7 separate regions of the Homo sapiens genome follow, and all the other regions are linked to region 5. Evidence: chromatin loops called from intact Hi-C (ENCODE). Cell type or tissue: mammary epithelial cell. All regions are shown on one strand. Region 1 holds the start of ME1 (malic enzyme 1). Region 2 overlaps DOP1A (DOP1 leucine zipper like protein A). Region 3 overlaps ME1 (malic enzyme 1). Region 4 overlaps ME1 (malic enzyme 1). Region 5 holds the start of UBE3D (ubiquitin protein ligase E3D). Region 6 overlaps PRSS35 (serine protease 35). Region 7 overlaps DOP1A (DOP1 leucine zipper like protein A).

Region 1 (4,000 bases), 360 kb after region 5:
TAATAATAAATTCTTGATGTAAGCATAGTAAAGGCAATAATTACTCTTGCTCAGGGATTGCTCATGCCATCTACATACTCTTAATAGACACTCTTGCCCCCAACTTGAGGAAAATCAAACAGGTTATACAACTCATGTGGTCCTTCTTAAGTGTCAACCCACAACTTGGTCATAAATTACAGTAGGCAGGTGACACATACAAGTCACAAATAGTTTTGTCACATCAAATTTTACTTTTGTTCTACTGAAAATAGGTGGCAAACCTGCAGAATAATAAAAGAAAAGAAAAAACAATCAAACTAGCAATTAAATTTATTTTAAAGAAAGAAATAAGTTGGAATTATTTACAATTTAATAATGCTACATGACGGCAGATAGCACACAGTCATAGATTTGTAAAAGGTGCCTGTCACCACACACACAAAAAAAATCACTCACACTGACTATAACTTGTTAAATAAATCATGTCTTTAAGTCATTAATATGATCAACAAATCATCAGGAACACGACAAGGAAAAAGCTGAGCTTCTGTTCTTAATGTGAAATGCAGTCCACCAAAGAGACAACCAAAATAACTAAACAAACCTCTGTGCTGACTGATGGCATTTTCAGACTCCTGAATAAATAGGAAATGTCCAAAGCGCACGCACACACACACACAAAAGGAACAATCCCGAGACAAACCTGGCTGTAAAATAAGTGTGGAAGCAAAATGATAAATTCGGAGGTATTTTTTATTTGAGAGACATCCCGAGTGCTTATATTGCATCACCAGTGAAGGAAAATGAAATGTTACCAGGATCCGAAAAGGAGTCTCTGAACAGGGTGTACACTGAATTCCCCTTTAATAAAAAGAGAGCAGCTCTAAACAAAATTTTTTTTTAACTTCCAGAAAGCCAAATTAAAAACAAAACAAAACAAAACAAAACAAAAGAAAGAAAGAAAAGAAATGGCTTTACCCACAGTCCCATGTCTGGGACAGAGTTCTTCTACCAAGCCATGCAAAGTGTCCAAGACAGAGGCCACCCACCACGCATTCCCAGACTCTTAACCGTGTCACTCCAGAAACCGAGAGGACTTGGATTTCCAGATTGCTAACGTGATCTGAAGGCACTCAGTACACGTTTCTGTCTGGGCAGGACCAGTTGAGCCACTTCTCGCCTTATCAACTTCCAATAATTGCCACACTGTGTGTGCAACCAGTAAGTGAGTGGCACATGGAGTCTGACCTGGCACTCCATTCACACACTTTGTCTGATACTACTTTCATTGTCTGGGCTCTTGTTTTTGGAGAAGAGCTGCCGAAAAGTATCACCTTTTCCTCTATCACTAACCTTTACCTTTACCTCTATCCCTAACATGGGATGCCGAGGTGCAGAGGCACCAGCACTGCCCTGCCATCACTCTAGTGGATACGGACCCGATTAGGCGTCCTTCTTCCTTCTGCCCACACCAAGGCCCCCCAGGCCGCGGCCGCTCACCGGGAACCTTCCCAGGGGAGCGGCGGAGGGGCGAGGCCATGGTGCGGGGACCTGCAAGAGGGCCCTGACCCTGATAGAGAGGGGCCGATGGGCGGCCAGGTGGGCCTGCGGGTTTACCTTGTTGAGGTGAGGGTTCCGTGTCAGCAGGTAGCCGCGCTGATGGGTGTGGCGGCGACGGGGGGCTTCGGGCTCCATGGCTGGCGCCGGGTTCGGCGGCGGGGTCAGGCCGGGGCGGGCCGCACGCGCGGTGCAGGCGGCGGATGCTGCTGGGGTGACGGTGCTGACTGCAGCTGTGGCGGCGGCGGCCGCACTGGGAAAGGCCCAGCGGCTGGGGGCGGGCGTGGGTGGCGAGAGGGGGTGGACGCGTCGGGAGGGGCCCGAGCGAAGCCGGTGTCCCCAGCAGGGCAGCCTGCGAGAAGCGCTGAGTCATGGCAGGAGATCATCCGAGCCGGCGTGTGAGGAGGAGGAGGAAGAGCGAGTCCTGGCAGCGCTGCTGGTGGCGGAGCGGGGGTGGCGGCCGGAGCCCTTGGCTCCATAGGGCCTCTGCCCACCATGGGCTTATGATCACCGCTGTGGTCGCCTCTCTCCATGTGGGCATGCCTAAACGCAGTGCACTGGGTGGCTCTGCTGACCCCAGAGACCCAGGGCGGGGGCAGGGAGCGGGGAGCGTCAGGCCAGGATCCCCCTGCCCGGGAAGGCTGGAGAAAGTGCGAGAAGATGCCAGAAGGTGCGAACCTGAGCGGTTCAGGCAGAGCCGGCGGTCGCTCAGACACCTAGGGGGATTACAGGACGGAAGGACTCGTGAGGGGTCCCCAGAACTGTTGACAGAACACCTCGACAGGCTGAGGAGAATCAGACTCGTCTCTCCTGTCTTGTTAGCGTCTTGGAAGCCCTCTTTCTACAGATCCACAACCTTCGCCGTGCCATCCAGGATGCCGGCCATGCCCGGGGCCCTGAGGCCGGAGGGAACCAACCTTGACCCAGAATGCCGAGGCCCAAGGGAACTGGGAGGAAGCCCAGAGAGGAGAGCTCAGGCGCCACACCTGTCAGTTTCTACAGATTTTCCACCGGAATTGTATTTGAATGTCAATAAGATAAGAGTCAAGGTGTTAGGGTGCAAAGGCCCAATGAACAGTCCTGTTTATCTTGTATATTATTTCTCTGGGAGTTCTAGAAACCTGATGTTCAAGAACCACTGCTCTCTCTGAATAATGATGAGTAAGCAGTCTTTCAGGCCTTCCTCCCAACCTCAGGTGATCCGCCCGCCTCCGCCTTCCAAAGTGCTGGGATTATAGGTGTGAGCCACCGCGCCGGGCCATTTTTTTATTGTTTTATTGATATTTATGCTTGGAGGTTCATGGACTGGAGGAATAGTCAGATCATAGCCAAAAGGAGTGCCTGTCTGATAAAAATAAATTAATAGCAACAGACACTAAAGCCTTCTGTGCCCCAGTTTCCTTTTCAGTTAAATAGGATTGCTAGTTTCTGTCCCATTTGTCTCTGCATACTGATATTACAAAGGATAGTGTTTGAGATTATTTGCTGATTTTATATCTCCATATACTAGACACACATCCAATCACAGTGTTTTCATTTCTAGTTATGTTAACTTTGCCTTATCAGAAAGATTTCTTACAGTAATTGTATTTTGTCCGTATTTACATTTAGAAGCTTCTTTGACCTCGCCTGAATTATCTAGAATTCGTTGTTTTTATAGAGAATATTTTCTAGGCATCACAAAGTTCTTTTTGAAAAAAATCCTTGAAGTTAAATGACACCTTTCATTGTTAATTCTATACTCCATAAATACTCAATCCTACAACATCTAAGAAAAAGGTGTACTTTACACAACTCACTCTCCTGAATTAACTGAGACACATTACAGTTAGGGTGTTTTATGTGAGAGGAAACAGTTTAACAGCTGGCATGGGAGCCAATTCAAGCTGCTTAAGAAGAAACAAAAATGTTAGTACAACAGACCCTTATTATAATAAAGTACTTATTACATGAATTTAGATATACTACCTACCTGTTCCTGTTTCTGAGATTTAATATCTACAGATAGGAAAAGTGTTATAAGTACAGGGAGTAACCCACAAAGAGTATATGGCCTCTCCCTCAAAGGCAACATTACAAGGGGATTACAATATCCTGCCAGTAGTAGGTAAAGTTCACATCTTTCATCTGTATGTTTATTTTAATTATTAAAATAACCGCCGTCATCTTGAATGAAACAGGATAAGGCCTAGCTGAAGAAGCCATTTAGTACATTCATATGTAGTTCCAAGAATACTAGAAAGAACCTATTTTTCTACATAAATGTTAGCTAGAATATCAAAATTTTCAGTCTTTTTTAAATAATAATCTCATAAGGTTAGGTTTTATTTCCAAAAACGTAGGAAAACAGATGCAGAGAAAAAAACTGCTTTAATTTGCCTTGTAACAAACTGTGGTTGCACTGTCACTCTGAAAGCAATTGGTAATGTTAAGAATGGGTATCATTCACAAATTAAGAGAC
Region 2 (4,000 bases), 52 kb after region 5:
TTAAAATTAATAGCAAGTTAGTTGCTTTTCTTCTATTTTGATTTTTATAAATTTACCTCTTTTAGCTAAAACCCAGATCTCCTTTAATCATTTTTTTAAACGTTGAATTAAGGATATTGGGAAAAAAGAAAAAAATTATTTCTCTTAAAAAGAAATGGAACAAAATGAGAGAAAAATTAAGATTGTTAAAGCTGGATGATTGGTAGAAAACGGTTTATTATTTTGTTTTCTGTATTTTTTGATATGTTTAAAATACTACAAGATAAAAATTTTTAAAAAGAATAAAGAGTGGATGAAGATAGTAACCTTCTCAGGAGTTTATAGTCAGTTGACAACGTTATAAATGTGAAAGACTAATGGCATATCATTTTCTTGTGTCTGTCCCATCTTGCTTCATTTTATTTGTTTTATGTCAGAATTTGCTTTTATTATATAGACAAAGAACTTTAAACTGTAAGTTAAAATAATTAAGTTATAGTTTCAGTTATGCAGCTAAATAGCCATGTTACCTAACTTTCTTCCTGTTTCCTAATCTGTAAAATGGAAGTAATATCCTGTGTTTGAAATAATCCATGAAAGTACTCCATACACCCTAATATTCTAAGCATATTTCAGGGCATTTTTTAAAGAGGAAAAAAATAATATATATTGTATATTGCTAAGTACAACCATATTCCTAACTCTTTCAGGCCACTCGACCGGATATGATCAGGATCTTGTCAGCAGCCCTTCATGTAGTGCTAAGGAGGGATATGTCTCTGAATCGAAGACTTTATGCATGGCTTCTTGGTAGGTATTTGATGTCTGTGGTCATGATTGGGGAAAAAATGGAGGGAGATTTGTCATGTATAAGTATTACCAAGTTGTATGTATGTCCTGAATTTAAAAACTAAAATCTCTTGTGTAAATGGACAATAAAAATATAAACAGTATTAGTTGTGTATTGTATGAAGAAATTTCAGCAGCTTTATATTTGAAGAGTCTATTTGAATTCATAAAGTCATGTTCCCTTGTCCTTAACAAGATGTTTTTCCCCTTACAAATTGAGATGGTTGTATATAAGTTAGTAGGCAAAGAAGGATGAGCTAATAATCAAAATACTGTCCAAAACTTTGAATTCATCAAAGGAATCAGGACTAGTACCATTGTCTTACACATCATACAGTGTCCCACTCAGGCAGTAATACATATGTACACTTTGGTCGTCCATGCTTTTTGTGTGTTTTGTCTGTCTTCACAACTCTTTACTGCCTAGAGTGAGGGGACATAATATAACTTATTGTGGATGTTCTGAGTATTCAGTTATTTCACTGTTAGTAAAATTGGCCAAAAAATAAAAAGGATAATTCTGGAAGAATACTATGATACTTATGTATTGAATTGGTTTCCCTTTATTAAACTATCTAAAATGATCTCTCTTGCTGACATTGAATGGGCTACTAATTGGTAAGTGTTTAGTGCTGTTCTGAGATTTTGCTGTTTTGGTATTTAGTGAACAACAGTTTTGAGAATTCCATTTTAAGTAATTTTGTGATTTGTTTCCATGGAGGTTTTGATAACAACGGTGCTATCATAGGACCCAGAAGCACAAGACACAGTAATCCTGAAGAACATGCCACTTACTATTTCACTACCTTTTCAAAAGAATTATTAGTCCAGGTAATGAATACTTTTATTATTCTTTGGTTACTTACTGACCACTAGAGGTAGTGAAAAAGTGTAAGACGAGGTCTTGCCTTAATTGAATTCACAGTTGAAGGGGTGGAGACAAGACTTACAAACTTCCCAAGAATTTTTATAACAAGAAAATTCCTGTAAAATGATAATCATATGTTAGACTACCATGTAAGACAAAAGACTTTTTTTCTCTTACTTTGTTGTTTTCATTACTTTATTAAAACATAGTTGTAGCTTCTCACCTGTCTGCTCAATGGAAGTTGGAGCTTTTCCAAAAATGAGTCAGGACCTGTGCTATTTCCTGTGAAGCTCTGGAGAAGTTTATTTCATATTATTTTTAATTCAATTATATTTATTTAAGATATTTGAAATAGAAGAAAATACATGGTATCTGAAGCATTTTTAAATGAGTGAGGTTATAAGAATATAGTTGTTAAGTCACTAACGGGAAAATAATTGCCTAATAGCAGACACTGCCATGATAATGTGGCATAGTTCTGAGAAGAATGATCTTAAATAGAAATTCATCTGTAGGGAAAACACTCAGCTCATGAATATATTTTTCTAAATTTTCTTTGATATTCCACTATGTCTAAAGAAAATTTAGACACTTTTTTTCTCAAGATAGATAAATAATATTTTTTTCCTAGCAGAGTAAGAAGGCCAAGGTTGGTGAAAAGGCTTCAGAAAAGCAATAGTGGGTATAAGTCTCCGTTATATATGGTTGCATTTAAAAATACTTTTTCTTAAGGAAAAAATATTTGAATATGTTTACTTAAATGACCAGTGTACTTTCCTTTTTTAAAGGCAATGGTGGGAATCTTACAAGTGAATGGATTTGGAGAAGAGAACACTCTAATGCAGGATCTAAAGCCTTTTCGCATTTTAATCAGTTTACTGGACAAACCTGAGCTAGGTAATGTATACTGTCCTAGGGCATAAGGTCATGTGTGGTACTTTTGTGTTAATAAGAAAATAAAAAGAGTCATCAGGGAAATTGTTATATTTTGAGGTGGCCTTTAAATATAAGTTCTCAACAATTTCTTAAAGTTCACTCTACAAAGTTAAGATACAGGTATTCATCCACCTGATACGTTATTATGTATCTGTCTTGTGGTATGTATGTAGCAGAAGAATCCCTTTAAAGATGCTATCTAAGCTTCTCTTAATCCTGATTGTATTACTGAAATTAAAACATTAATCCATCATGAGCAATTTATAGTTCACAGAATCCAAGGACTTGAGGAAAATATTTGAGTTATATCCCTCAGCTTTCTTCTCCACATTCCCTTTATTTTGCATGTTCTCTCTTTATCCATTGTATATTTCTTATATATTATGGCACTTGAGACAGAAATTAGTAAAAAACATAAATATTTACAGCAATAAAATGAAATCATAAAGTATGTAATTTCTTCAAATTATATACAGATGTTTTAGCAGGTGTCTTCTCACCATTTTTTAAACATGAAAAATTTAAAATATAAGAATAACTTGAATTATATAAATGGTCTTGAGAGGTGTTTTAGCTGTTATGGTAACAGATGAAGCTCAGGAATTTTTTTAAGGAAATCTGTAATAGCAAGAAAATTTAGCCTTATGCATTTTAGTATTATTTAAATTAATAGCAGTAATTACAAGTAGCTTTTGTTGAATACTTATTATATTCTAGAAACTATGCTACCCATCTTACAAATATTTTTTCTAACCCTTAACAGTCCTGTAAATTTTGGTATTATCCTCATTCTGGATGAGGAAACTAAAGCTCAAAGAAGTTAAATAACTTGTCTAATGTAACAGAACTATTAACTGGCAAAACCAATTTCTCTGATTCTGTAATTTCTATTGTGTCAACCTGCACTTTAAATATTTGTTCAGTTATGTAATATCTTATATTACCTTCTCAAAGAAGTGTGAATTTAGCTTAGCTTCTGAAGAAATACTATTTTAAAAATACTTGTTTTTAAAACATTGTTTCATTGGGCCAATTTTCAGATAAGCATGATTTGCTCATGCTGATTAATTACTGTCTTTAATTTGAATATTAATTTTAGGACCTGTAATTCTAGAAGATGTCCTGATTGAAGTGTTTAGAACATTATATTCTCAATGCAAAGCAGAGTTGGATCTTCAAACTGAACCACCCTTCAGCAAGGATCATGCTCAGTTAAGCAGGTGGATTATCAAAAAATTAAATGTGACATGAAGACATAATATGTATTCACTTAATATAAACTTGAAGTGTAATAACTTGGGATCCTACTCTATGAAGTTTGTGTTCTAATAAGTAAAGCTGATTTAATACTAGTAAAGCTGATTTAAT
Region 3 (4,000 bases), 150 kb after region 5:
CAACAAGAGCAAAACTCCATCTCAAAAACGAAACAAAACAAAACAAAAAACAACAACAACAAAAAAACAAGCGATTCTCCTGCCTCAGCCTCCCAAGGGTTAACAGGCTCCTGCCACCACACCCGGCTAATTTCTGTACTTTTTTAGAAGAGAAGGGGTTTCGCCATGTTGGCCAGTCTGGTCTCAAACTCCTGACCTGAGGTGATCCACCTGCCTTGGCCTCCCGAAGTGCTGGGATTACAGGTGTGAGCCACCGTGCCCAGCCGAATTCACATCAGTTCTTAAAACAATATTTATATGACTGACTTATTTTGATAAGTCTGATTTCAAAGAATATCAGAATGATTATCTCATCTCAATGTAAAACTATGCATTTATGAACAATTAAGGTTATGAATACTGTGCTGTATTATGAAATGTCTATGAAAAAGCAGGAAACAATATGTATATTTCATAATTATAATAATGTTAGAAAATAAACAAACGAAAGACTCAAAACAAACACAGGAAAAAAAATAATACTTATATTAGAAAAATAGGATATTGGTTATTTTCCTTTTCTCTATTTGTTTTCCAAAGTGCCCATAATATGGTAGTATTACTTTTTAAACAGATTTATTGAGATATAATTCACACAAAATTCAAGCATTTTAAGTGTACAACTAAATTATTTTTGTAAATTTACTGAGCTGTGCAACAATATTACCACATTCAGTTTTAGAATATTTCCATCACCCCAAAAAGATCCCTCATGCCTACTTAAGATGGCTATGTTAATTTTATAATAAAACACATTGTTTCATTACTGACATAGACTATGTGGAAATTCATCTCCTCTTTCTGCTCCCAGTTATACCATAGAAATAATCCCTTCTCCCAATGAAATCTTCACTCTCTCTGTCCTGTCAATGCCAAACTCTCTGACAGAGTGGCTTATATTTTATTGCTTTCCTAATTCTCTGCCTTCTGAACCTCCTGTACATCTTGAAATTTCTTTTGTAAAAGTCTCTGATAACTTGTTAAGTACCAAATAAAAGTCTGCATCTGTTTTTCTCTCCAGGATTTGGCTGTGTTGGTCACAATTTCCACTCCCATTCTGAAATTGTCTCTTTCCTAATTATTGACATGCTGCTCAGTTTGGAGTCTCTTAAAATCCTGACCACTTCTCTTCTTAACTGGCATCTTTCTTCTGTCTTCTAGACAGAATAATAAACTATATTCTATTCTCATTTTTATTTCCTTTCTATACTTGCTTTCTTGGCAACCTCACCCACTCCTAGATATTCACCAGTTACCACATGCAGAAGATGCCCAGGTCTTTTATCTAGCCTCTCTTTAAGTTTCAGTCATTTCTATCTACTTGATAAAATGGTACATTTGAATGTGCCATTGATACCTCAAACTTGCAGTCCACTTACATGATCTCCCTCTCTGAAGTTGGTTCTTTGTTCTAGTTTCTCAATTTCTGTGTATGCACTCTGTATTCTTCCATTATTCTAGGTGTGATATCTGAATCTTTTGGCACTCCCCTGCTGTCCCCTGCTTTTTTTCCCCTCTAATCATAAGCTAACTCTTTTTCATTTAAATCTCCAAAATGAACTTAAAATGATAATATGCTATTCAGTATATTAATAGTTTAAACTACTTAAAAACTAGCAGATACATATTAGTAGAATATATGAACATACTTTTTCATAGATAACCAAGCAGATTATTATGTAAAGGTTTTTAGAGAATTACTTCTTTTTTTAAGAGACTGCCTTCAGTCAACGAGATAAATAATGATATGTGACTCTTAAATGGTGTTGTTTAGATAACTTGCTAATAGCTTAAGCTAGTGATTTTCAATCTGGAGCAATTTGGCCCCCAAGGGGATACTTGACAATGTCTGGAAACAGCTTTGGTTGATACAACTGAGCAGATGCTACTGACATCTAGTGGGCAGAGGCCAGGAATGCTGCTGAAGATTGTACAATGCCTGGGACAGCCGCATGATGGTTATTGACCCAAAATGTCCACAACGCTGAAGTAGAGAAACCCCAATTTAAACATATAACTACTGTCATGGCTAAACTGTGTTCCTCCCACCCCAAATTCAGTGTTGAAGCCCTAACCACTAGTACCTCAGAATGTGAGTGTATTTAGAAATAGGCCTTTAAGGAGATAATTAAGTTAAAATGAGACGGTTAGAATGGTCTATAATCCAATTTGATAGGTGTCCTTAAGAGAAGAGGAAATTTGGACACACAAGCGTGTACACACACAGAGAAAAGGCCATATGGGGACACAGAAAGAGGGCAGCCATCTGCCAGCCAAGGAGAGAGGCCTCAGAGGAAACCAAACCTGCAAACATCTTTATCTTAGACTTCTAGCTCCCAGAATTATGGGAAAATAGTTTTCTGTTGTTTAAGCCACACAGTCTGTGGCTTGAATATTTAAAAACAGTTACTACATAACCGTGGTATGTAGTTATCCCAGCCCAAGAAAACTAATACAATTACACTGCAAAAAAAGTCCACTTATCTTCCAGTTTAGTTACAGAAAATTTCTCTGCCTTTGGGTTCTTCTTGGCTAACTCCTTCAGTAGCTCATCTGCCACCCAAACAGCTTTCAAGTTCTTTGACCTCTTTATTTTGCCTTCCGCCCAGTATTATCAGTTGTGATCTGTCATTTATGATGCCACACATCATAGTGACATGGATATGGAAGGTGGTTCAAGGTCTAAATGTTACTCTAACATATCTGTAATATTTTGGTTAATTATCACTAATGTGATATAGAAAAGAACAACTTTAAAAAGGTGAAATGGGAGAAATCTGGCTGACAGGAAGCCCTAATGAATTATTTAAATTTTAGGAGAAAAAAAGAACGATAGAGAGGGAAATTAATTATTCGGCCCAATACTTCCATTCTTCTCTGAGAAGCAAATGTAGCTCCTAAGCTCTACAGTGTCAGTGTGCCTCATTTCTCTGACTTCTGACATAGTAAGTTGATACAGATATACATTTCAAGGAAGCAGATTTTTAATATTTAAAAATGCATATTTAGCAAGAAAAGGAAGGAAAAATAATGAAGCTTGAACAAGAGTGGTTTTACCTTTTCTGCAATTTTCAGAGAAACATCTCTAATGGTATTCAAAGGAGGATAAAGCCGACCCTCTTCCAAGTGTTTATCTGACACTTGCTGAGCTATAACCTTATGAAAAAAAGAAAGAAAAAAAGTGTTTATACTTCACACGATACAATGTGGTGGGTACGCCAATAACTAAGTGAACGGTTACATATAATGGTCTATACAAAAACCAGTGACATTAATATGATTACCTAATTTCATCCCCACTTCTATCAACAAAGAAATAAGCCCAGAGTGGTGTGGTGGTGGTTGAGATCACATAATTGGTGAAAAAGATGGGAATAGAATCTAGGTTTCCTTTTAGTCCACTTCCTTTTCTATTGTACCATGAAATGCTAGATACTTTCCAATTGATACATTAGGGGAACAAGGGAAAAGAAAAGAAAGAAAGAGGAAGATGATAGAGTAATGAAAATGGATCCTGAAAGCAGAGGAGGACAGCTATCCAAGGCTAAGCATGCCATTACTCCCAGCTCTGAGTCATATTCTTGTGCAGGAGGTAGAGCAAAAGGCTGAGAAAGCTAGTTCAGAGTCTCACTACAAATAGGATTTTAATTTTACACAGACTCTGGATTATCTAAATCACCTAATTAGCCTCAACATTTACTGTCCCCAAACCATTCCCTAGTTCCAAATCAAACAGTGTTAAATTTTGTATTGAACCCTAAGGCAGAGAGGGAGACTCAGTAACCCTGATGTTCTCTCCAGCTCTAAGACTTTGATTAAATTTCTAGATGGGGGCAAATCTAAATCAGCTTATACCTAGGCCTTTGTTCCATGAAAATGTGGATGCAGAGAGGGAGTAGGAAACCTTCCTCTTTTGTAACATTTTAAATAATCAAATACTTATTTTTCAGTATATCTTAAT
Region 4 (4,000 bases), 350 kb after region 5:
TTGGTATTTAATAGATTGTAATAAGCCATACACTAGAAATTTAGATGCACACTTCACCAACAAATATGACTGAATAGCAACATAAGACTAAAGGGTATACCATTTGTCAAGTTTGAGTCACAAGTAGATATTATTTAACACTTGATTTTGAGCAAATATTTAAGGTGTTAAGGGTTAAATGGAGATTTGCCTCAATTATTGCATCTGCTAAATAAGACTAATCAACTATTTACTGAACACATAGTACATGTTATGTGTGTTTCACTGGGTTGTTGGGAAGAAAAAAATGAGACCAGGTGTTTTTGCATCCTACGTAAATTATAAAGTGTTATATAAATGCTTATGGTACAAAGTTTTAAAATAAAGTCACTAATATGCACATGCTACATGAATATTGACTTTTATTCTTCACATTTCAGTATTGTCTGAAAGCCTCTGAGTTTAAGAATCAGTTTTCAGAGACCAAGGTCAGTGCTTCTGGTGAAGAACCAATTTAGCCCCCTATCAGAGGCTTTTAACTTAAAATTCACAGACCTAATCACAGATCCTCAAGGTATGGATGAGTAATTAAGGAGGCCTGAACTTGGACATCTTTTTCACAAACTCTATGAGATTTAGTATTTCCTTCCATTTTAAATGAAATAAACAAGAGACATAATAGTAGTTCCTGGCCAGGCACAGTGACTCACGCCTCTAATCCCAGCAGTTTGGGAGGCCAAGGCAGGAGGATCGCTTGAGCTCAGGAGTGCGAGACCAGCCTGGGCAACATAGTGAGATCCCCATCTCTACAAAAAAAAAGTAGAAAAAAATTAGCTGGGTGTGGTGGCATGCACCTGTAGTCCCAGCTACTTGGGAGGCAGAGGTGGTAGGATGTCTTTGGCCCGGGAAGTCAAAGCTGCAGTGAGTCAAGATCATGCCACTGCACTCCAGGCTGGGTGACAGAGTGAGATTTGTCTAAAAAAAAAAAAAAAAAAGTAGTTTCTGTGTCTTTGTCATAATAGAAATAACAATTATTTTTATGCCATGTTACATCTGTGGCATGTATCTGGAAATAACATTCATGTTCTTCATTACTTTGAAATTACTGTAGCTTTAGATCTGCAATAAGGTTTTGTTTTGCTTTGTTTTGCTTTGTTTAGAGACAGTCTGTTGCCCAGGATAGAGTGCGGTAGTATAATCATAGCTCACTGCAGCCTCGAATTCCTGGGCTCAAGCAATCCTCTTGCCTTAGCTTCTTGAGTAGCTGGAACTATACGCATACACCACCACATCTGGAAAAAAAATTTTTTTTTGAGACAGGGTCTCACTATGTTGCCCTGATTGATCTCAAATTCCTGTCCTTTGTCCTCAAGCAGTCTTCCTCCCTTGGCCTCCCAAAGTGCTGGGATTACAGGAGCCACTGTGCCTAACTAACATGTTTTTTTTGTTGTTTTTTGTTGTTGTTGTTGTTGTTGTTGTTTTGAGACGGAGTCTCACTTTGTCGCCCAGGCTAGAGTGAAGTGGCGTGATCTCGGATCATTGCAACCTCCGCCACCCAGGTTCAAGCCATTCTCCTGCCTCAGCCTCCTAAGCAGGTGGGACTACAGGCGCGTGCCACCATGCACAGCTAATTTTTGTATTTTTAGTAGAGACGGGGTTTCACCATGTTGGCCAGGATGGTCTCGATCTCTTGACCTTGTGATCCACCCGCCTTGGCCTCCCAAAGTACTGGGATTACAGGCATGAGCTACAACGCCAGGCCCAACTTTTTTTAATAACATGAACAGGCACACAGGCCAGTCATGCAGACAACCTTGATATTGATCTCTTTAAAAAATAAAACTTTACTTTAAATTGCCCATATTTAAATATATTATCTTGCTATATGAGTCTTCAATAAAGAGGAATATATCTTACAATACACACTTGTAAATATATTTGTTAATATTTTGATACCTATATTTAATTACAAGTGGTTTCCTTTGTAATATTATGTATACTGTTTATTTAAAATCATTGATTTAAGGAGACCACAGACTTCATCAACTTTCCAACTTTTGTGCCTTTGGCACAAAATATGTTGAAAACTGTTGCAGAGGACTGTTTCAGTTTCTTAAGGGATATATACCTCAGACATGATATTCCCAGAAACACCACAAGATGGCTTTCTTGCTTCAGATCCACTGTGGAGATTTGCAGAAATGTTTTCTCTCTGCTTTTACAGTTACTTTATGGGCGGTTGTGAAGCTCGCTGTATTGGTCAGTTTTCCTAAGAAACTGAACCTTTATATATATGAAGAGATTTATTATGAGAGAAATAGTATAATTGGCTCACATGATTATGGAGGCTGACAAGTCCAAAGACCTGCTGCCAGCAAGCTAGAGACCCAAGAGAGCCAATGGTAATGGTGTAGATCCAGTCTGAAAGCCAGGAGGTTCAAGACCCAGGAAGAGCCCACATTTTAGTTTGAGTCCAAGGGCAGGAAAAATTTGATGTCCCAGCTTCAGGACAGTCAGGCAGGAGAAGTTCCCTCTTACTCAGCTTTTTCGTCCTTTAACTGATTGGATGAGGCCCACCCACATTAGGGAGGGCAATCTGCTTTACTCAGTTCAAATGTTCATCTTATCCAGAAACACTCTCACTGACACTACAAGAGTTACAAGAGTAATGTTTGAACAAATGTCTGTGCACCCTGTGGCTTAAGCAAGTTGACAGATAAAATTAATCATCACACTCACAGATATCATTGAGTGAATGCTTACAATGCATACAGGAACTACCCCAACGAAACAGTGGCTTGTCAGGTATGATCCATAGTCTCATTAGGCTTACAATATAAAGAGCTTAACAGGATATTATATGAAAAGCTACACAAATAACTATAACAATTGTGATAAGTACAGGGAAAAGAAAAGGAAGAACTTAATTTAGACAGTTAGAGAAATAGTTCACTGAGGAGTAATGTCAAAATGCAATCTGAAGGATGACTAGAAAGAGTAGCAGTTGACCAGGTGAAAAGTTGGGGGTAGGTAGAGAAGAAACAGCATGTATATAACCCCTAATGCAGAAAAGCTTGGCTTCTCAGGGAAAGCGTAGGGAAGGAAACTGCACCAACTGTGAGAAATGATAAAAGATGAGCACTAGAAAGAAAGGTACGAACCTGAGTGGGCAAGTCCTAGTTAACCAGGTAAGAAGTTTCAAACATTATCCTAAGTATGGGAAGCCCCAGTACCTTTCCTGACTAGTTATTCCATTTCATAAAAATGTTGTGAGTTTAGCAATAGCCAACCCGCATGTTTATCACTCACCGTATTAAGGAATCCACATACTAAGGCTAGCTCAGATTTTAAAAAAACAAAAGGTGGTGGGTAGAACAATGCTTCAGAACTAGTTTCAGACTACCAGGCAAATCATAGATGGCTCAACCTGATATCATGATTCTTAATCTGTTTTCGGTGTCTCTATAAAATTCACATACATACTCCCACCTGAAACATTTTTCTTTATAACATTATCTCCTATCTACCACACTAAGGGCATATCTGATTCATGTCCTGTATCAATAACATTTTAACTTATGAAAATTAACTTTAAAAAATACTTCATACAATATCTCTAGTATATAATGAAAACACTGGTCACTGGCAACAGTGGTTGCCTTTAGGGAGGGGAACCAGCTAGCCCAGACACAGAAGTGGCAGACATACTTTTCACATTATTATATCTTATTTTTATAAAGCGAATCTATAAGACTATTTTTAAAATATTAAGAACCATTCACCTCAATTTTCAAGAATATTACATTCATATTTAATATTTTCATTTATTAAATCTCATTCCTTTTGCTTCTGGCAGCTCTGGCTATGGTAGAGACTGCTAATTGCCTACGACAACATCTATTTCCCTCTTCCTTTCCAGGAACAGAATCCTAATATTATTTGGGGTGGCAATGCATTAAATAAAAGACATTTCCTGACTCCCCTGTAGTTATATGTGACCATATGACAGAGTACTGAACAA
Region 5 (4,000 bases):
AGGTTCCACGTGCGGACCAACCAGCGGCAGCCCCGCTGCGGCGCAGGCGCCTGTGCCAGATCGCAGGGCTGGCGCCGCCTACCAGCTCACAGCGCCACCTGCCGGCCGGAGAGTGCACCACCGAGAAGGCGCGTGACCCCGGAGGCCGGGGCGGGGCGCGCATTTTCAAAACCAGGCTTTGGCCCAGAGTGCTGAGAAAGGTGGGCGGCGAGAGGCTAGCTATCGCCCCACTCTGCTTCTTATGAGCGTGACTTGGCGCGTTAGCATCCCTGGAAATGACCATAAAAATCAGACCCAGGGTTCACACCTTTGGCTAGCTCGAAGGGAGGGAGATGATGGAGGCAAGTGTTACAGGTGGGCTTTGTCCCCAGGAGATGCAAGAACAGAATTCCCGGCCCCAAACCCACTTTATCTTGGTCTCTTTATGAACAAGGGTCGTTTGTTAGCCTCTATCTAAAGCGACAAAATTTTCAAGAATTGACTTGCCATTGCTTCTCAACTTAGACAGGATAGCTCCAAAATTGAAACAGGTGCAAAAATATAAGGAAGTTCTTTGTTACCTAATGCAGAAGAGTGTGGCTGAAGTCTATCAGGACTAACCATTTTTTAGGGGGTAAAAAAGGAAGATGAGAATGATTACGTATGTACAGCTCCACTATTCACTTTCACAAAAGTAAAAACTAAGAGAAGTTGGAGAAGTTTACTACCAGAAGATAGTTTTGAAAAGTTTGACACAGTAAAGAACCTGGTATAATGTAAATACTTATAATGAAGAACTATTAAAATATAAGACCGGGTAGAATTACAATAGGGCTTCTTAAAAACAAGGAGCTGCTTTTATTTATTTATTTTTTTTCGGAGTCTCGCTCTGTCGCCAAGGCTGGAGTGCAGTGGCGCGATCTCGGCTCACTGCAACCTCTGCCTCCTGGGTTCAAGCGATTCTCCTGCTTCAGCCTCCCGAGTAGCTGGGATTACAGGCGCACGCGCCACCATGCCCGGCTAATTTTTCTGTTTTTGGTAGATCCGCCCACCTTGGCCTCCCAAAGTGCTGAGATTACAGGTGTGAGCCACCATGCCCAGCCTAAACCATAAATAAATTCTAAATAAATAAATCCTGTCATATATTTTAAGATAATAGCTTGACAATTTTTCTAAAATCAGTATTTGGGGTGATTAAAGTTTATTATGTTGATGCACAAATTATTATATCTATCACAATAATTTGAAGTTATAGATGGAAGCAACAACTCACTTAAAAAAATAAAGTTTACTATTATTTGGTCTCAAATAATTCATCTATTTGAAGGATGATGATTTCAACTCTTCATATCTTCCACCTTTAGTACCCGAGGCTATTGAATGCTTAAATATTGACACATTATATTGAAATATACAACTTCCGTAGCACAACTTACTCTTTATAATTGTTTTGTTAGCTTAAAAGATTTTTATATATTTAGTTACGTATTTGTAAAAACTTTCATTTTTTTACGGTATGGTGTTGGCAAAACGGTGCAATTTACCTTGGAGTAACTAGATATGATTGATAGAGCTCTAGACTCAAAATAGTTCCAAATCTGACACCAACTACTTGTCTCCTAACTTCACAAGTCTCCTAACCTCTCTGGGATGCAGGTTACTCATATGAAATATTGAGAAACTATTCAAATAATATTTAAAAGCTGTTTTCAGTTCCTATTATCTCTTCAAATGAAAACATCTGCTAACCCCCTTTCTAGCCACTCCTGAAATTGGTAGCCATGGCCGCTTCCCGCGACAGTCCACTTGAGGGCGCTGTGGCAACAGCTAGCGCCGGGAGGCAGGAAGCCGATCGGGGGCGGGGATCGAAGGCCTCAGACGTCGACGCCGGCGTGGGCGCGAGCACGGTGCACTCTGGGAGCTGTCACTAGGCCCTTCGGCTCCCGGTCTCGGTGTAGCTGCCGTGGTTGCCAGGAGAGCTGCGCCGGCGAGAAGCGGCCGAGCCAGCAGCAGGTAAAAGCGTCCCTGCCCCCAGTGCGGCCGCTAGGCTGGTAGCCGGCTCCGAGCATCCTTCTCGGCCCGGCTAGGTCCTGAGCCGCGGGGACGCCTTGCGAGTCTGACTGCTGTGGCGTCGGGGGTGTTGCCGCTCCGGCCCCGCCAGGAGCTGCGAAGCTGGTCGGCCGCCCTCTGGTTTACGGGGAGTCGGGAGCTGCGCGGGGACTGGAGGGCCAGGGCTGGGGCCGGGGCCTGGGCCGGGCAGAGGCGCGAGGGCGGCCCCAGGTGAGGGAGGCCGGAGGCGGGGCCGGGGAGCCGGGGACAGGTCCCGAGCCTCCCCTGCTGGGGCGGAGCGGTGCGCAAGGCTGGGGCAGAGGTCGCACCTGTGCGATGGAGGCGTGCGGAGTACCCTCTTTGTTGAAGGAATCGAGGCGTTGTGCCTTCTCGGCTGGTGGGTTCTTTTAGCATTGAGGAGACACGTAGGCCCGCGATGGTTCATGTTCTCCGTGGGGCTTAGAAAGGAGTACCGAAGTTTATTAAGAGGAAGTCAGAAGAGTCAAACGGGTGTTGTTAACAATTATCACCTTTGATTCCTAAGCCTTTTAAAGTTGCAACATAACAATAGTCACTTGTTCGGGCCTCCTCCATTCCTGTACCCTGAGGGGGGCGGGGAATGGCACACAACTATTTTTCTTAAGCTAAGTAAATTGTGTTTGAACATTTTTACACTATCTTAGAGTTCTATGGCGTTTGAGAAATGTAAAGATTGGGAAAATGACTTCGACTCCAGCTAAAGCAGTCAAAAAAAATGATAATTACCAAAAATGTAGGAAACTGTTTGCCTGACAAATAGGCCCTGAACTGTAGAGAGAGAAAAATCTGTTTTGATGTTGTTGGCCATTGTCTATGCAGACATAAGTTCTCACATTTTAATTTTGTTTGTGGGTATTAATATGGTCTACAGTGAATAACATACGTCGGCATTATGTGCTAAGTAACTCACCACCTGATAGATAACACAGTGATTTAGGTGGGCCGACTGAAGTTATGAGTAAATTAAAACCACGAGTAGTCTAAATGCTTTATTTTAGTGATTACTTTCGGCCACAACTGATAACTAAATCATTCTCTGTAATTGTTAAGCAGTAGCAAATCTCCACGTGGGCTTGATTATTAGGTACCTAGTGCTGAAGGAACTAAAAACACCTGATTTAATACACAAACCAGAAAATGTGACACCATAACCCAAATCTTAAATGTAAGGTAAGTGTTGTCAGTTAAATGTTTGTATACATTCAAAGAAGTCCTATTTTGTAGTTAAAGTAAAGGAGTGAGCTCTGGCCTGGGAATGAAGAGATTAGATTCAAGTGCTTTAATCTGCTACTAACCAGGTGTGATCTCCAGGCTTCGGTTTTGTCATTGTTTAAGGAAATTTGAAAAGACCAGGGTTTTCCAAACTGATGTTTCCCCCAGAACAGTGTTCTAAAACCATTTAATAGGCTTACTTTCCCCAAAGCAGTGTTCAATGGCAAATAATTTGGGAGCACACTAGGTTAAACTAGGTTTAACTTTTTTGCTTATAAAGGCAGGACTCTTCAAAACCTTTACTGTTATGCTGATACATGTAAATCTCCAGAAGGTTATCCTAGCATTCCCAAATTTACCTGATCTATTTTCTCATGGCCAAATGGTTAACAACTCTTAGAATATAATTACATAGAATATAAATTTAAAAACTGCTGTACTTAAGCTGAGTCCTCTTCAACTGTAAAGGTCCATGCATTAGGCTTATTTTTTGGCTGTCATTTTAAACTTTTTGGAGCATGAAGATCTAGTGGCAACTCACTTGTATAAAAAAAATTATATTTTTCTTAGTAAAATATTAATGATACACTTAAGTTCCCATGAGTCTTAATGCTTTAATTATTGGCAGAAGACTTATCTTATTCTTTCTGGTTTTTTGACTTTTTTAAAACCATAATTCATGTTTTGAATTTGATGGTGGAGTGTAGTTATTGATTTTATT
Region 6 (4,000 bases), 450 kb after region 5:
AAAAGTGTGTGGGGTGGTGATGGTGGATGAAACATTGGCAAAATATTGACAATAGTTGAAGCTGGTGATGTGCACATGGGGGTTGTACTTTTCTCTCAACTTAATACTTTTCTCTGTGCTTTTGTGTAGTCTTGAAATTTTCTATAATAAAAGGTTTTTTAAAAAGTTGTAGAAACACTCCCGCTTGATTGCTCTGACATTTTTACACTGTCCTTGATTTGAAAAGAAGCTGCTTGCTGTGTCTAGGGGGCTTTCACCCCTTATTAACCCTTCTGACTTCTGAAATTCATTCTTATTTTATCCGAAGTACATTTGTCTCCACAGAGGATTATAAAAGTCATATTTTGCTGGCTGGAGAATTATACTTAGAATCTGGTTTATAATTTAGAAGAGAGAATGTTAAAATCCCTGCCAAATAAGACATGTAGGCTTGAAGGTAGAGGCCAAGTATCATATGGAATTTTATTTTTATTAGGAAATATTAGAGGAGTTCCTTTAGTGAGGGAAGTGGTAGATGTGGATACTGTACCCCATTTTTCTTCCAGATAGCTGGGAAAACTGCATGCTTTTAAGAAGCTTTTTCACGTTTTAAAATGTGAGACTGTTTAGCATATACTTGGCATACAGTATGTGTTCATTAGATGTTAAAATAAGCAATTGCTAGTGTGAGTTAATTTTCTCCATTGGGTAAATGATTTTCCTCTGCCCAATGCTCAAATATCAAACAAGCATATTGCATTTTAACAGTAGGATCAGACTCAGAATTTGGGAGGATAGAGCTACTTTACCTTAGCACTGAGGTAACTTTGCAGATGAGAAATCTGAGATGGAGAGGTTAGGAAACAGTAAAGTTAAGTTAGTAGTATGCAAGCTATTATTTTATAACTAAAAAACGTTAAGCTTCGTATAGGTAAAACTGATGTGGGTTAGCTAAAAACATTGTGACCATAGATGCTTTAAAACCTGAAAAGTAGCATACCTATTTATAGATATTCTTTGCTCTCAAAGGCCAACTTGAAAAATACAGATAAGTCTAGAGCTATATGCTGTGCACTTCATAAGGCAGCATATGAAAGAGTCCTCTTGGGGTTCCTTTAATGTCATTCACCCAAAATTTGATTTATCCATAGGATTGCACAAATTGAGATGTACAGGTCATGGAAAAATAGCCCCCAAACAAAGGGAGGTTTTGTTTTTTATTGTGATGAGAAACAGAAGTTGTGGGTTACTGTAAAATAATCAACTGTGTAACTTTACCATCTTCCTTTCCCTCAAGTACTGCCAAACTTTTTAAGCAGACATTTTTTTGGTCTCCATTTATGAAACTAAACTTGAAAATAGTGCTATGGTATGATATTTTGAATAGAAATTGGCCCACTGTCAATGAACTTTCTTGCCATTTATTCTCAGCCTAGAATCAGTGGAGAGCTTATCCTTTAGTAATGGATTATAAAGTATTTGATAAACGTGAAATATTTGGCAGGTTCAAGATTTTCCTTAGCATTGAAATAAATTGTGGCACATTTGGGGGACTAGTTAACAGTGCTGTAGGTCATGCTGGAAGTGTGCTGGCACTACAACTGTTTTTGAAAAACTATCTGCCAGAAAATTGTCTGACTGTAGACAGCATTATCAGCCCTCAGTTCATCAGGATGGGCTCTGTGGCCTGTAGGTAGGTGGGTTTTCTAAATATAATAAATTTCATATGTCTCCCTATGTCACAGCCATTTAGTATATTATTAGCCAGTTAAAAGTTTTGCCCCTGCTGAATCTTACATGCTTTTAAAATAAAATCTATTTCACAGCTGAGTAAGTGTAAACATTTTAAATACCTGCGTTAGATTTGCCATCACCAGGCTAATTTTGCCATCTAGTGGTAGCAACATGGATAACAGGCAAGTTCTTCCCTGGATGACTAGGAATTGAACCTTCCTGAGAAGCATTGATGAGTAAATTACTTGTGTTTTCTCATTTGTGGTTTACTCTAGAACTTTAAAGCTGGAAGAAATCTTAGAAATGTTCTAGTCCAACTCAACAGTTAAGGACTATCAGAGAGATTCTTTAAAATAAAGGCTTCGAAATGCATGGCGGAGTTAGCAGGTGGTATGCATTTGTTGAATAGACAAATTTATCTATCCTGTTCTAATTCTTGTTTTTCCTCTAGCAATATTGCATCCTACCACTATGAAGTTTTATCGTGATCTTCTGTTTTTAGTTTTAAAATTGCATTTCTGTATATTATTTCTTAAAATAACACATTTTCATTTATATTTTAAGTCCCAGAAGGAAACATTCTTTTCTACTGTTTTTGTTTGTTTGCTTTGAGACAGGGTTGCCCTGTCTCATTCTAGTTGTCCAGGCTGGAGTGTAGTGACACAATCACAGCTCACTGCAGCGTCCACCTCCCAGCTTAGGTGATCCTCCCAACTCAGCCCAGAGTAGCTGGGACCACAGGCATGCGCCACCACACTTGTAGAGACAGGGTCTCCCTATGTTGCCCAGGCTACTCTCAAACTCCTGGACTCAAGTGATCCTCCCATCCCAGCCTCCCAAAGTGCTAGGATTACAGGTGTGAGGCACCGCGCCCGGCCCTTTTCTACTTTTTAATCACTCCCTACTACTACTACTTCTCTTTTCTTTTTTTTGACGGAGTCTCGCTCTGTTGCCCAGGCTGGAGTGCAATGGCGTGATCTCACCTCACTGCAACCTCTGCCTCCCGGTTCAGGGGATTCTCCTGCCTCAGCCTCCCCAGTAGCTGGGATTACAGGTACACAACAGCATGCCTGGCTAATTTTTGTATTTTTAGCAGAGACGGGGTTTCACCACGTTGGCCAGGCTGGTCTGGAACTCCTCACCTCAAGTGATCCGCCCACCTAGGCCTCCCAAACTGCTGGGATTACAGGTGTGAGCCACAGCCTCCGCCACTCCCTACTACTACTTTCTTTCTAAACAGTCAGGCAGACTGTTGTAAAAACTCGATTCTCACCTTTGTAAGTGTAGCAGTTTCCTACTGCTGCTGTAACAAATTACCGAAAACTCAGTGGTTTAAAACAACACAAATTTATTATCTTATGCATCTGGAGATCAGAAATCTAAAGTTTTGGCTGGGCACGGTGGCTCACGCCTGTAATCCCAGCACTTTGGGAGGCCGAGATGGGCGGATCACGAGGTCAGGAGATCGAGACCATCCTGGCCAACACGGTGACACCCCATCTCTACTAAAAATACAAAAAAAATTAGCCGGGCATGGTGGCGGGCGCCTGTAGTCCCAGCTACTGGGGAGGCTGAGGCTGAAGAATGGCGTGAACCTGGGAGGCGGAGCTTGCAGTGAGCCGAGATCACGCCATTGCACTCTAGCCTGGGCGACTGAGAGAGACTGCGTCTCAAAAAAAAAAAAAAAAAAAAGAAATCTGAAGTTGTATTGTGATCTTCTGTTTTTAGTTTTAAATTATATTTCTTCATATTTTTCTTAAAACAACACATTTTCATTTATGTTCCTCCTTCTGGAAGTTCTAGGAAATAATTTTCCTTACCTTTTTCAGCATCTAGAGGCCACTCATATTCCTCAGCTCATGATCCTGCATTGCTCTGGCCTCCGCTTACATCTATCAGCTCTTCCCACTCTTAACCCGTCTGCCTCCTTCTTATATGAGCCCCTATGATTGCATTGGACCCACCTGGATAACCCAGAATAACCACTTCACCTTAAAATCCTTAATGTAATCGTATTTGTAAAGTCTCTTTTCTTGTGTGTGGGAAATATTCACAGGTCCTGGGGATGAGGATATTTGGCATACCACAATGAGGCAGTTAGAGATGTATGAAATACCTTGTAAATATCTACCTGAGTGTTGGCTCCCCCTGTTTGATATGAAAAACATTGGCTTTAATCTTTGTGGAGTGCTTACTGTGCTCTGGGCATTGTGCTTATCATATTAGTTTCTCACAAAAATATTCTCAAATATTATCTCTATCTAATAAATGTGGGAAATAATGTCTA
Region 7 (4,000 bases), 100 kb after region 5:
TTCAAGGCTCTAGTCTCCTTTGCAAAACTTCTTGAGCCATCACGGCACTGTATGTTCATTAGCAGTTCCTGGGCCAAATGCATTGTTGATGTTGTGTGTTGTCTCTGCTGCTTTATAACCTATTTTGAACTCAGAAAATCGCTAAATTTGATTTTTGTCTAACATCATTTCCATAGTCTAAAATAAATATAAACAGCAATAAGTCATTAGCAAAAAAAAAGTGAGAAATATGCTTAAAATGATGTATAACATAACCACATTTATTTAAGAATGTACTCCAATATAAAACGGCAAATTTCAACAATGCAAAAACCGCAATTACGTTTGCACCAACCTAATATTTTCCTTTTTCAGGATTTTACTTTAAAATAAGCAATAAGCTTGAGAGCACATAGAAGAAAATAAGCTGGATTTTGCATCTGCTTGACCCACTAGGAAACTAGTGATATTAAATTATTAGGTAAACAATGAAAGTTTCTGAGCAACATCTGATCTTAGAAGGCAAACTCCATTTGTTAATATGACAGATTGTAATTCTGCTTCCTAAGTCTTCATGATTTCTTCCTTCTGTCTAGTTCATTGCTTATTTTCATTCTTTAGTGTGGAATTGTATCTGTGATTCTGCCCAAGTTCAACCAACCTGTTCTCTCTTATCTTTCTCTAGACAGAATGATGTCTGTAGCTGTGTTTGTGTAATTCAGGTGGCTTCTCAAACTAGCCTCTTAATACCCAAATTATTAGTCTTTATATTTAGTTGACAGAGTTTTCACATACCTTCTCATTTGACTTCTCTACTAAAAGGTAGTTTTAGACTGTCCCATTTTATAAGTGAGGAACCTTTGTATATCCTGCCCAAGGGTGCCGTAAGTATGGCAGAGCCAGCACACTAACTCAATTCCTTTGACTCCAGGTCCAGCTTTCCTCCCTATGTTGTTTAGCACAACCCAGAAGGAGACAGCAGTGTCTCCTGAGGGATCCCTTCCTTTCTCTGTGATGCAGTACTGACAGTAATTATTCACTTTGGACACTGCTACCATCATGGCAAATTTAGGCCATTTAGATAAAAGGGAATTAACTAATTATAATAAAAGGGGATATATTATGAAATGTATAAAGCACTTTGTTCCTTTTTTCTGTAGTAATTTTGTGACCTAGTCCTTGGTTACAGTAGTGAGGGTTCAGAAACCTGGGAGCTTTTTGAGTAAATACAAAGCACAACATAAAACTTTTATGTTTGACTCTATTCCTGTTCAAAGCTATTTCTGTTAACTAAGCTTATCTGCGCATTCTAGTTGGGAACTATTACTACAATGTTAGACTGCTCCATGTAAAACTAATAAATGGCAGTAAAAGGTCTCAGAAGCACCAAGGGTTTTGATCAGGTCAGGAGTTAGAAACTTAATGTCATTTGTATTCATTTCTTGACCAATTGCCAAAGTTTATATATTTTTAATTTTTCTAACATACCACATTGTCTGTTGTATTAATACCAGTTCACTTTTTGTTTTCTGCAGAAAAATCCAGAGGAAGACAACTCAGGGAGAACATTGGGTTGGGAGCCAGGGCACTTGCTGCTCACCATCTGCACCGTGCGCAGTATGGAGCAGCTCCTGCCGTTCTTCAATGTGCTCAGTCAAGTCTTCAACAGCAAAGTCACAAGCCGATGTGGAGGACACTCAGGGAGTCCTATCCTCTACTCAAATGCCTTCCCTAATAAGGACATGAAACTGGAGAACCACAAACCATGTTCCAGCAAAGCCAGGCAAAAAATAGAAGAGATGGTAGAAAAAGATTTTCTGGAAGGGATGATAAAAACTTGAGCACCATTGCTGGTTCCATTTAGCTTACATGTAAATGTAATTATTTAAAACACACACACTGCTCTGCGTTGTATAGTTTTTCCTTTTTTGTATGTAACAGAACACATTTCAGATTGTATTTAATTTAAATATTTGTATATAAGAGCAAATGTCTGAATGTGGCCTGAATCAAGTTTAAATATTGTTGGCTCATACTGATTATGGTGCCTAAGAGAGCTATATATATACACATGTAAAGTCCATTGTTTTTATTGTCCTGAGTTGTCTTAAACCTGCAAAATATACACTACCCATTTTTTTTTTCCATTGGTTTCAGACTTGGTTCAATTAAGATTGGTTGGGGATTTTTCTCTTTTCCTTATTAACCATGTTCTGGTATCAGAATGGTGTTCCTTCTCCATCAGAGGCTGGGAAACGTATTATAATTAGTTTTTCTCCCACATACCTTCACCAAGAGCAGTGAAGAATAACTGAAGGCTGGACCATGCATCCTTAAAAGTATTGCATGAGCATCTCCACCTCAGTATGGAAGAGGGATGGACAACCCCCTATTCATACCTCTGAGTTCCTGATGGCATTAGTCATATAGGTAAGTCATCTAATAATCTTTCTTAAGACTCTGCAATGGAAAAACTGGTTGTATAAAGTCTTCTCTGCCCTCTCCATTTGTATCAGCAATGGGGAATGCTGCAAAACATCATCTTGCTCATGTGATGGTGATGGCAAAGATATCACAAGGAGTTGGTAATAAGATTTAATTTTCCAGTAGCCTGCATGAATTGTTCCCCACATAAAACTGTACAGTTAGTGACTGAATTGTATACTTAAGTCCCAGTATTTTACATTAGTGAGACTGAAATTAGAGGTAAATTTCTTTAACAAGTGTAAGGCTTACCTATTTATAAAGAATTATTCTGTTAGTGTTTAAGAAAAACAGATCTAGAGACAATCCAGTAGGCTGCATTGTAAACATTATGATTATAAATCTCTTAGTACTGCCATTATTATTGACAGTTTTGTAAAGACTTGTAAAAAGTCCAGTTTCTCAGGAATATGAAAATTATCTTCAGAAACCTGGTTGGGGCCTTTCTCCAATTCCTCCAGCCAGCTGAAATACTGCCAAGCTCACTTCATGTGCAAGGTGATCTGCACTTTCCTGCAAATTACATTAAAAGAGATTAGATGAGAAAGACATAGCATGTGTCTAACATGGGCAAGACCATGTTACTTGGAACTCTGGGGAAGAGAGGGGTGATTCTTGATTTTGTTTCACTAACAAATTCTAATGAAAACCTTTTTTCATCTTTCAGTAACAAATTCCAAAGCCCTTAAATAAACGGAAAACAGACCAAATTCTTCTAAATAAGGTAAGTTTTTAATCAATTCAGATTATAAAAATAGCTATCATTCCACAACTGAAAAAATTCAATAAAACTTTAATCCACAATTGGCCTAACAGTAAGTAAGTACTAATGCCTCTGTTGCCATCTCCTCATCCATCATGGATATTCATTAGACTCTGAGATGGCTTAAGCTTCTGCAGGAAAGCTGCCAAATGTCTCCTCCTGATTCCCTATTCAGCGCACTCACTGTACTTTGCCCTGGCTTTGCACACACTTTAAGGAGTATGTGAAGAGGCCAAATAATAAAAATCCAGACCACAAGTCTTGACCCCTGTCAGGGAAACAGGCACAGAGTAAGGCTGTCATTTAAAGGAAATATTTTGAAAAACAAATCAAGAGTCCAGAATGCTATCAGTTGACTTAGAAATGAACTACAAAGCTGGTTGTTTTCATGTCACAAGAGTATATTTTTAAAAGAAGAGAAAAGGATCATCTACCTTATAGTGCATAAACTAAGTATTTATTAGTTATTCCTGCCATGGTTAAAAATATGACACTTTCAGGAAGTCTAGAATAAGTCAAAAATATTTGGGGAAATAAACTAAGTGGGTCTAATTTTGTTAAATTGTATAATTACTGCTGGTGAAAATAATTTTGTAGTCTTAATGTGAACCTAAAAGGCTCAACAAAATAAAGCCTTAATCATCATAGTGAGATTCTAAAAACCATTAAAATAGTTTGCCTGCCCATCACCTAATATTAGGCTCTTTTTCAATAGAACTATCCCAGCTTACTTGTGAGTCTGCTTCTGCATATACTCGGACGACATCTTCTGTA

The links. Hi-C counts contacts between places; a loop is a spot of excess contacts. Peaks named below come from ENCODE experiments on the same cell type or tissue, not always from the same donor. Only the 100,000 strongest peaks of a DNase experiment are listed, where the experiment ranks them.
Region 1: it touches region 5 in a loop (12-fold over the local background); 10 of 110 quality-filtered maps call a loop at or near these places.
Region 2: it touches region 5 in a loop (9-fold over the local background); 18 of 110 quality-filtered maps call a loop at or near these places.
Region 3: a loop joins it to region 5, with 20 times the contacts of the local background. A loop is called at or near these places in 80 of 110 quality-filtered maps.
Region 4: a loop joins it to region 5, with 9 times the contacts of the local background. A loop is called at or near these places in 13 of 110 quality-filtered maps.
Region 6: it touches region 5 in a loop (16-fold over the local background); 70 of 110 quality-filtered maps call a loop at or near these places.
Region 7: it touches region 5 in a loop (4-fold over the local background); 2 of 110 quality-filtered maps call a loop at or near these places.

The regions. Positions count from the first base shown.
Region 1 is chr6:83,429,278-83,433,277 of GRCh38, forward strand. ME1 (malic enzyme 1) reads right to left here and starts at 1,774. Exons shown (of 14, transcript NM_002395.6): 1 at 1,600-1,774. The coding sequence starts at 1,677. RefSeq lists enhancers at 988-1,257, 1,878-2,047, 1,990-3,189 and a silencer at 1,478-1,667. In mammary epithelial cell, no CTCF peak of the experiment used is centred here; DNase peaks (open chromatin) are centred at 1,144 and 1,844; H3K4me3 peaks cover 2,054 bases; H3K27ac peaks cover 2,002 bases.
Region 2 is chr6:83,118,199-83,122,198 of GRCh38, forward strand. DOP1A (DOP1 leucine zipper like protein A) reads left to right here. Exons shown (of 39, transcript NM_015018.4): 8 at 690-789; 9 at 1,550-1,659; 10 at 2,485-2,593; 11 at 3,732-3,852. Among named protein-coding and RNA genes, the nearest start is that of DOP1A, 53 kb to the left of the region's middle. In mammary epithelial cell, no CTCF peak of the experiment used is centred here; a DNase peak (open chromatin) is centred at 1,913.
Region 3 is chr6:83,213,402-83,217,401 of GRCh38, forward strand. ME1 (malic enzyme 1) reads right to left here. Exons shown (of 14, transcript NM_002395.6): 13 at 3,097-3,195. Among named protein-coding and RNA genes, the nearest start is that of RWDD2A, 22 kb to the left of the region's middle. In mammary epithelial cell, a CTCF peak has its summit at 1,936 (motif pointing left); no DNase peak of the experiment used is centred here.
Region 4 is chr6:83,415,938-83,419,937 of GRCh38, forward strand. All of the region lies in intron 1 of ME1 (malic enzyme 1), which reads right to left. Among named protein-coding and RNA genes, the nearest start is that of ME1, 13 kb to the right of the region's middle. In mammary epithelial cell, a CTCF peak has its summit at 2,142; no DNase peak of the experiment used is centred here.
Region 5 is chr6:83,065,788-83,069,787 of GRCh38, forward strand. It overlaps UBE3D (ubiquitin protein ligase E3D), which reads right to left and starts at 54. Exons shown (of 10, transcript NM_198920.3): 1 at 1-54. DOP1A (DOP1 leucine zipper like protein A) reads left to right here and starts at 1,884. Exons shown (of 39, transcript NM_015018.4): 1 at 1,884-1,992. RefSeq lists enhancers at 1,693-1,762, 1,793-1,942 and a silencer at 2,113-2,382. In mammary epithelial cell, CTCF peaks have their summits at 119 (motif pointing left) and 1,784 (motif pointing right); DNase peaks (open chromatin) are centred at 54 and 1,874; H3K4me3 peaks cover 2,395 bases; H3K27ac peaks cover 2,127 bases.
Region 6 is chr6:83,513,191-83,517,190 of GRCh38, forward strand. All of the region lies in intron 1 of PRSS35 (serine protease 35), which reads left to right. Among named protein-coding and RNA genes, the nearest start is that of PRSS35, 2.7 kb to the left of the region's middle. In mammary epithelial cell, a CTCF peak has its summit at 1,872 (motif pointing left); no DNase peak of the experiment used is centred here.
Region 7 is chr6:83,166,348-83,170,347 of GRCh38, forward strand. It overlaps DOP1A (DOP1 leucine zipper like protein A), which reads left to right. Exons shown (of 39, transcript NM_015018.4): 39 at 1,515-2,124. The coding sequence ends at 1,820. It overlaps PGM3 (phosphoglucomutase 3), which reads right to left. Exons shown (of 13, transcript NM_015599.3): 12 at 3,958-4,000; 13 at 1-2,976. The coding sequence ends at 2,887. Among named protein-coding and RNA genes, the nearest start is that of PGM3, 25 kb to the right of the region's middle. In mammary epithelial cell, no CTCF peak of the experiment used is centred here; a DNase peak (open chromatin) is centred at 2,384.